Regions from separate parts of the Mus musculus genome. Here region 1 is linked to region 2. The links are chromatin contacts, found by Hi-C or POLR2A ChIA-PET in ENCODE. All regions are on one chromosome and are shown on one strand. The core of a region is the stretch at or near the end of the contact, and the rest is flanking DNA. Distances in the headings are between cores, read along the strand shown. Region 1 overlaps Nup50 (nucleoporin 50). Region 2 holds the start of 5031439G07Rik (RIKEN cDNA 5031439G07 gene).

Region 1 (4,008 bases), core at 779-3,278, 45 kb after region 2:
TTCTGTGCTCCCATGAAAATACACCCTGGCAGTATTTGGACTGCAAACTCTCAAAGCTTTTCTAAGAGAACCCCCTAAAAACCATCACAGTAGCAGGAAGATGGCTGGAATAGAAGTTGGGACCCAAAATGGGAGTTCAGAAAAGATCCTGGCAGGCATCTGACTTTCCTTGTTGCGGAGCTCCTCTGCAGTGGGGGTGAGAGGTGGGGGAAGGGGGGAGCATGGAGGGTGAGATCATCTGGCTGGCTCTTTCTAGGGCCTGTAATCATCACGGGTCAGAAATATAGCCACCTTCCATGCAAATGGGTTTCTAAAACATGCCAAATGACTTATGTCACAAAGAATAGGTCCTAATATACTGTATACCCCGGGGTTAGACCTGCAGTGGAGACAGAGAAAGGGAGACTGAGGGGACATATAGTAAGGAGCCAGTCACTACCCTAGGAACACCAGACCAGGAGGGTTTTTCTGAACTGCTACAACTACAAGGAGGTGGGAAGGAGGCAGCGGCTTGGCAGGAAACCCATGCCCCCTTGCTATCCACATCACTGGGTAGCCCTTTCAAGTGGCCTGAAGCCTCTGCTCTGGAAGCTGGCTGCCCTGCTGGCCTTCCGTCTCCCAGCTGCCTTGGGAGGGCAGTTCTGCTCTCAGGTCTTTTATCCTGACTCATACATACCTGTAAGGAGCCGCTGTCAGCCTGGAAGAGAATGTTCCCCGGAAAGGAAAACCTTCCAGAACGTATGTAGAAGAGAGGAGTGTAAAATAATGCAGTCTCTGTAGCTCACTGTATATGCCCATGTCAACTGGAGACATCAGACTTTGTGCTTGTTAAAGGGAAGGAAGCTGGGAAATGTGAGGAAGGAGAAGCTTGCTTTGGGGATGGGCGATGAATGTTCCTGTTCTTAAGTGTCACTCACTTGCCTCCTACAGCCTCATGGAAGCCAGTGGGCCATCAAAACTTTTCTCTCTTCTATGTGGATGGCTCTTTCATTTTGGACTCTGACTTTAATAAAGCAATTAGGTTGCTCAGTTTGAAATAACCATTGTTTCTGGTGAACTTTGATTATATTTTGAATAAACAATTTTACTCAAAAGACTTAAGCCAATTCTAGAAACCAATGAAGTCCAGTGATTCAGTGGGGGTGATGGAAAGGGCCATGTGGCCCTGGTCCCCCAGCAAGCCATGTCACCCCCGTTTGCCAGGGCTTGGGATCTTCAAAGAGAAGGTAAACCCAATACATCCCTTCAGGTCCAGTGACTGCGAGGTTCCTCACGGTCATGAGAGGTTGTCATAGTTCCTGGGAATGCTGGTGGTCACTGCCATCTCCTCCTAGGATGTGCTAACGGGCATGGAGTCATGGCTCTATCTGGGAGTTACAGGGAGGGAGTCTGCCAGCCAGTGCTGGCTGATCACAGCTGTGCAGCGCGTCATCCGTTCACATACAATGACTAGTAGTAGTGTGATTATACAAAAACCACTGTATCAAAGACTGGCCTTGACCTGAGTGGGCTTAGGGCGGGGTCCCCAAAAGCTGTCAGCTCTAATTTCTATGAACCTCTGGCACTGGAAGCTCCAGGGTTACACTGGGGGTCCACACCAGATCAGTCTGTCTCCCTAATGGCTCAGGGACAATCTTGCTCTTCAGCAAGCACCTATAACTTATGAATCTCACAGTTCGGAACCCCGGGGACAGCCTTTTAGCTTTTTTCCCCTAACCAGGAAAACACCTTATAACTCAGATAATGCAGTGTCTCTTAGGAAACTTTAGAATCTGAACACAACTCCAGTAAGTACATCACGGAATGAACAAGAATCTAGTATGAATAACTTACTTCTGAAGAAGAAAGCTAACCTCTCCCAGCTGGAATTTGTCTGAGGCTGGAGGACTGCCTGCCTAGAACAGGGCTCTGGCTCTGCAGCCGACTGTAATCCAGTGCAGGCAGGCCCGGGCCAAGCTTCAAGCTGCTCACCCTACATCCCAGTCAGCTGGTCAGCCCCCACTTCAGATCCGTCTGTGCACACTACTGTGTGCTGCTTTCCCCACTGATCTGCCAAGAATATCACAGAACAGAACAGTACCCAACGCTGGTTTTTCAACTTTCCATTTATTCACATTTCATGGATTGTTACACTTCCTTAAAGGCTCATTCAAAAGCTAACACACACTGAGATTACACTGCCTGACAATTCAAGTATTTTAGCTGGAGAAAACAAGTTCCCGTTCCGAGTAGAAGGCGGATCACTCCATGTGCTGGCTACGAAGTCTGACGTCACTTTTACAAATCTGTGTTAAGGGACAGTCCTCAGGCTTGTGATTGCTTCTGGAGAGCACTTGGTGGCTGTGTACAGAGCATGTGGCTAGAAAGACGCCCTGAAGAACTCCCAACCTCACCTACAAGTGACAGAGCAGGCCATCTCCTTAAAATCCCACTCCAGTGGTCTAAGTGGGTACTCTGCAGCCTCAAGGGGCTGTTTCTCATCTTCAGAGATAGTAACATAATGAAGAAACTGGCAAGAACAGACTTCGTAATGTTCAAAAGGTAGGGAAACGGCTTTCCCTGACAGCAAGGTGAATTCCCCTCTATGCCATAGGAGGTATTTTTTTTGTTGTTGTTGTTGGTTTGTTTTGGTTTTTGGCACACAGCATGTAAAAAAACAGGATTCAGAACTGAAATGGTAAAACAGAGCATCAGCCCACCAACAGTCGGACCTGTCACTGACACAGACACAGCCTGTACAGTGTGGCTCTCTGAGGAGGACATGGCAGGGCTGGGAATGTGTCATAGTGTGAGCTATAGTGTGGGAAGGCCCAGGCTTAGCATCTGCCAGATGCACCCTGACCACAGAGAACACACACTTCCTTCAGGCAAATGTAAGACACAACGTGAGATTTTCAAACTGGAGATACACACCTCAGTTCACATTAAACAGACAAGATGCAAGTTTCTAACACGTTAAACCATAAATGAAGTTTAAGCCATGGGTTGGAACCAGCTACACACACAGTGGAAGAAGAACAGAGTGCCCTCCGGGGGCCTCCCTGTGACACTCAGACTTCATAGTGATTCCCATACTCAGGTCAGATGCAATGAGCTAGCTCCTAAAGCATAAAGACAAGACACCGAGTTACAGTCACACCCCACACATCTCCCCTGTAATTCTTGTTTCCAAAAGTGATAGTCTTTAGCAGCAAATTGCTGGAATGTTAGAAAAAAAAGCAAGCCACCCTCACTAATTTACAACTGAAATTGGCCGGGGAGCTCTAGAAGGCAGTCCAGTCATGATCTTTTTTGCTTTTATTCTTTTGGTAAATATTCAAGGCATGGGCAGATGCTCACAGAGCACTGCCACCATGAAGAGACAAGTTCCTGAAAGTGCCTGTGAGTTTGACACGTGTCAGCCCCACAGGCACGTGGCTACACAGTACTGTTCTGAAATGCACACCCCTTGTTTCATCTTTGGAAAGCTGGGAAGCCCAATGTGAAGAAGCCAGGGCCAGGGCCAACAGAAGCAGCAACCTGCTTGCTAGGAACCAATTCTCCATGCTACAAGGCAAAACCAAACCAAACCGCACAGCATCTCCTTAGGTCCACAGCCCAAGAAGCACAAACATGCATCTGCAGATACGTGCCAAAATGCACAGAGCACTGTCACCCCACCTCAAGAACATCTCTGGGCTCAGGAGGCAGAGGCAGGTGGATCTGAGTTCAAGGCTAGCCAGGGTTACATAGTGAGACTAAGACCCATGTGAAAATAAAAGTTAACCAGGTTTCATCCCACCTAGCACGGCAGCTTTAAGAAAGCAACTGTGCCACCCAGCTTTTGTCGGAACCTGATCACACAAGTGTGCGCCCCTGGGTACTGACCCTGAGCCTTCAGACAAGATCTGGTCCTAGTGTCAAATGGTTTTATGAGAAATGCAAGTGGACTTTTAAAGAGTCAAACTTTCTATTCTATTTGATTTTATTGGGGGTGGGGGAGGTGTCTTACAGTAGCTCAAGCTGCTG
Region 2 (4,216 bases), core at 1,316-3,815:
CATATTTTTTTTTTTTAAGTCTTACTGGCCGAGGCTGGTCTCGAACCCACAGTCCTCCACTCCTTTTATTTTGAATACTTTCATGTGTTGTATATTACAACATACATGAGAGGTTAACCTGCTGAACCATCTCACCGGCCTACGACCCTTGAGTCATGGAATCATAGATGTGTACAGGCAAGCCAGCTTGCAACTAACCACACTCATATCCAGCCTGACTCATTTAACATGTACTCAGTGATAAGCACCCAAGACCAAGGAACAGTAGAACCTTGGAGTGGAGAAAGTGCGGCTCACTGGTCCTGTGCAAAATATGCCATACCTGTTGCTCAGGAGAGTCCCCATGTGAACACTGAGTATAACTAATGAGAATGGAGAAAACCCAGGCAACGCTCCTGCATTTATTCAACAAATACATTTTGGCATCTGTCCTGGAATAGGTGCCAGGGACGATGGAGTGAATTGATTTGATGCTGGTCCTTTGGAAGTGACTGCGTGGGGGTCGAGGGAGAGGGATTGTGAAGTGGCTAAGGACATAATGCTTTGGCCAAGCTCCTCAGAAGGCTCCCCAGGGGAGGGGAGCCCCAAAGGTGATTATGGTGTTGGAGCAGCAAGGGTTTCAAACAACAGCCCGGCACTGTGGATGTGTAGGCAGTGATGCGGTTTCCCTGGAAACAGAGAAGAGTACCACTGCCAGTCTAAGACCTCACATATGCTGTCTGAGGGCTGGTCCCTTCCCTCGTTCTCACAGCCAAACTTCAGTTCTCCAGACTCACAGCTTGTCACCTCAATTTTCACACCGGGTCCTCATTAATAGATGGGGCCACAGGCCCAGGGGAGAGGAGACAAAGGCCAGTAATTTCCGAGATACGTACCTTTTTACAGAGTCCCTCCTGTGCCTGACTCTAGGACTATGGTTTTCAACCTGTGTGTCATTTCAGCTCCCATTGTGGGGTTCAATGATCCTTTCATGGGGGTCACCCTAGACCACTGGAAAACACAGATATTTATATTATGATTTATAACTAGTAAAATTAGATATGAAGTGGCTACAAAAGTAAGTTATGGTTGGGGCTCACCATAAAACAAGGAAATGTATTGAAGGGTCCCAGCATCAGGAAGGTTGAGAACCACTGCTCTGGGACCATGGAATTAGTCACTCAAGCCCTACCCTGAGCATCTCAGGGGAGCGGTACAAATCCCAGGTAAGGCTTGAACAGTATGCCAAAGCTGCCAATTTCCTGCTCTGGAGTGGTTTCCACACCTTGTGGTCCCACCCCACCTTCCTTAGAGACAATCTTCCTCAGCAGGCCTCTCTCCAGTCTCCATCACACAGCCTGCATTTATTGGGCGCTGGGAATACAGTTGTCAGAAGCCAGGCCTGAGGAATACACAGTGTCTTAGTTAGAGCTGCCATGGTGCAATGTCACAGACGGGAGGCTTAAACCATTCTGAGGACTGGGAAGCCCAAGGGAAAGGGGCTGGTTTTCTGAGACGCCTCCTACAGCTATGCAGTGTGATGTCAGGGGAGTGGTAAGGATGCTGTGCCTAGGAATAATAGAACAGGAGGCAGGCAAGATATAGTTTGTTTGTTTTTGAGGAAATGTATTGGAGGACACTGGGATCCAAAGGAGACAGGAGACTAGGAGAAGGGTATCCCAGACAGGGTGAAGAAGAGTCGGGGCAGACAGAACTTTATGCTTAGCATGATTGTGAGAATTTGACACTGGAAATGTAACTGGCTGAGACCAGCAGTGCATGGTCACCTACCCTGGTCCTGGGAAAGGACCACCGAGTGAGTTCAGAACGTGGCTTCTGGCGGCTGCTCCCTGCATCTTCCTCTTTTAGCACAGGGATGGATGCCCAGCTGGACCTTGGCCTTTAATTAGGATCACATGCAAGCTGATCTGATCCACCTCTGGCCTCTAGTCAGCACAGGAGCTAAGACAGGAAGCAACTCTCTGACCCCTTTTCCTAAGTGTTCAGCAGAGGAAACTGAGGCGTCCCAGGAGACCTCCGAAAGGAGGTGGTAACTTCTTGTTGAGTTTTGTGAAGCAAGTTTTTAGCAGAACCTACTTGGAAGGTTCAGACAGAAATAAGCAGAGCTGGTGTGCTGGAGGCTTCAGGGAATGCACAGGGCGGTGACAAAGCGCAAAATCAGTGAGGCGCAGAGGGGGCGGCTCAGAGGCGTGACTCTACTGGAGGGGGGGCGGGGGGCGGGAGAAAGTGGACTCAGGGTTGGGGAACACGGGCAGCAGGGAAGGTCAGCAGGCCAAGGAAGGTGTGGGAATGAGATGACGAGAACGTCACGCGACAGGTTGGAGCGAGGACGCGATGGGCTTTTGAAGTTGGCAGCAGCTGGTCGCAAGGAAGTAGGCGGGGCCAGGACCAGGGACGACTCACCGCCTTGCCCAGAGATCTGGGCGGAGTTTTAGGAGTATGAGGCAGGGCCTTTGCGTGTCGGGGGCGGGGAAAGGGCGGGTTTGGGGGCGGGCCCGCGTCGGGGGTGGGGCCTGGGCGGTGTCGAGCGCGCGCGGGCGGGCGGTGGCGGAGCTGAGGATCGCAGTGCTCCGCTGTGCTCCGAGGTCGGCGGTGGCGACGGCGGCGGCGGCGACGCACACAAAAGCGGATTGTGGCTTCACTGGTGCTCGCGGCGGGCGGCAGCGGGGCACGGGCGGCGGGGCGTGTCGGTGGCCCCCGCGGGCGCGGCGCGGGCGATGAGCCGGGGCCCGGCATGGCCTCCGCGCGGCCGCCGGGCAGGGCCTGTGCCTCGGCGTCCGCGCCCGCGGGGCTCCGGGCTGGGCCGGCCGCCTCCCGGGAGTCCGTGGACAGCAGCGAAGCGGAGGAGCGCTCGTTGCAGCACATGCTGCGCGCCATAGCCGAGGAGCGCGGACGCCTTAGCCTGCGCCGTGAGGTCTGCGGCCTGGGTGAGTGACGGGGACGGGCGCGCGCGTGAGTGTCCGCGCGAGTCCACCTCCGCTAGTCCCCCTGTGCTCCTTGCCCTCCGTGCATCCCCACCGCCCTGGGCTCTGTCTTTCGGGACCCCAAGTCTCAGTGTCTTTTTGGTACCACAGAACCCCGATCCTTGTGTCTCCGCGTCCCTATCTTCCTCTGACCGCCAGGATATCTGTCCCAGCTCCTTCTTCCTCTTCGTGGTTCCTTAACTCTTCTTCCTTCTCCTGGAAGATCTGGGGGCCCCACTGCTGCTGCAGGGAGTGTGGGCGTGAGATTTTGGGAGGCCCTTGAGTTCAGAGTTCAAGGCAGTGTGCCCTGACCACATTCCCCAGCCCACATGGAAGACCGCGGCTCTTGATTGCTGTAGCCTTTGTCTTTCTGCACCTAAAGGTCCTCTTGTCCATTAGCTCTACAAGGGACCTGTTGGGCCTCTGCCCCTTGACCCACCTACTTAGCACTGGAATCAGGGATTTGCTACAGCCTCTCCGGGTGTGATTCTGGTCTAAGGAGTCATTCAGCTGCTGGGTGGGGTGGGGGTGTCTCATTGTTTGAAAGGGCCTGGGAGGTGTGGGTGGGGTCGTCTTGGATGTGAGGTAATGCATAACTGATACATTTGCCCAGAACCATGTGGCAGAAACCCCCTCCCCTATAATCTTGGGCTTGTCATTTTCTCTAAAAAAAAAAAAAAAGACCCCTCCCTTCTTCATGTAAGGAATGACTTCATTCTATGTTGTGTCCCCTCACCCCCACCTCCCTGTCAGGGCTTGAGTTCTCTTTGAGGGAAGTAACAGCCTTCTAGATCCTGTCAGTGCTCCAAAGTGGAAGTGTACCCTGGTACCCTGGTAGGACCACAGTAGCAGAGGGAGAGGGTAACACCTGGAACTCAGGGTCCCTTGGTAGGCCACGCCCGGGAGGCTCTGTGAAAAGCAGAAGTGAATTTCAATTCTTTTTTTTTTTTTTTTTTTGAAGGAGACTTTTTTAGCACCTGGCCTTCTTAGGCAGCAGGGTCTAGCCCAGCTCACCTCAGCAAAGTTCTCTTGTCAGGCAGGTACAGCCACCTGGGGGTATAGATAAGGACACAGATTTTAGTGGGTTTTTTTCTCCAAAAAGGTGTCCAGAGAATGGTTTGTAGCTGATTTAGAGTGTCCTTATTAATGGACTCAGTAAACATGTATTTGAGCACCTACTGGGTGCCCACCTGTTAGGGCCAGCTGTCAACCTGGCACAGAATGTCTGAATTGGGGAGGGTCTGGGCAACCGT

What was found. Hi-C counts contacts between places; a loop is a spot of excess contacts on that map. ChIA-PET counts read pairs that join two places held with the same protein, here RNA polymerase II (POLR2A).
Region 1: a loop to region 2 is called in a map of left cerebral cortex, with 2.8 times the contacts of the local background. The contact joins the enhancer-like site here to the promoter of 5031439G07Rik in region 2. A Hi-C loop is called at or near these places in 6 of 37 maps with a recorded cell type or tissue (CH12.LX, Patski, heart and 1 more). POLR2A ChIA-PET finds 5 or more read pairs at or near these places in 4 of 5 experiments (Patski and embryonic stem cell).

Annotation. Positions count from the first base shown.
Region 1 is chr15:84,941,043-84,945,050 of GRCm38, reverse strand. It overlaps Nup50 (nucleoporin 50), which reads right to left. Exons shown (of 8, transcript NM_016714.2): 8 at 2,088-4,008. 5031439G07Rik (RIKEN cDNA 5031439G07 gene) reads left to right here. Exons shown (of 10, transcript NM_001033273.3): 10 at 1-1,115. Among named protein-coding and RNA genes, the nearest start is that of Mir1249, 8.6 kb to the left of the region's middle. Within about 2 kb of position 2,028, at least 1 of the 3 ENCODE cell types and tissues checked has a DNase peak (open chromatin) inside an H3K27ac peak, as active enhancers do; it is left cerebral cortex, where a contact is called at or near this core.
Region 2 is chr15:84,986,320-84,990,535 of GRCm38, reverse strand. 5031439G07Rik (RIKEN cDNA 5031439G07 gene) reads left to right here and starts at 2,565. Exons shown (of 10, transcript NM_001033273.3): 1 at 2,565-2,927. The coding sequence starts at 2,864. Gm39558 (a long non-coding RNA gene) reads right to left here and starts at 2,501. Exons shown (of 4, transcript XR_875533.1): 1 at 2,404-2,501; 2 at 1,080-1,381; 3 at 876-990.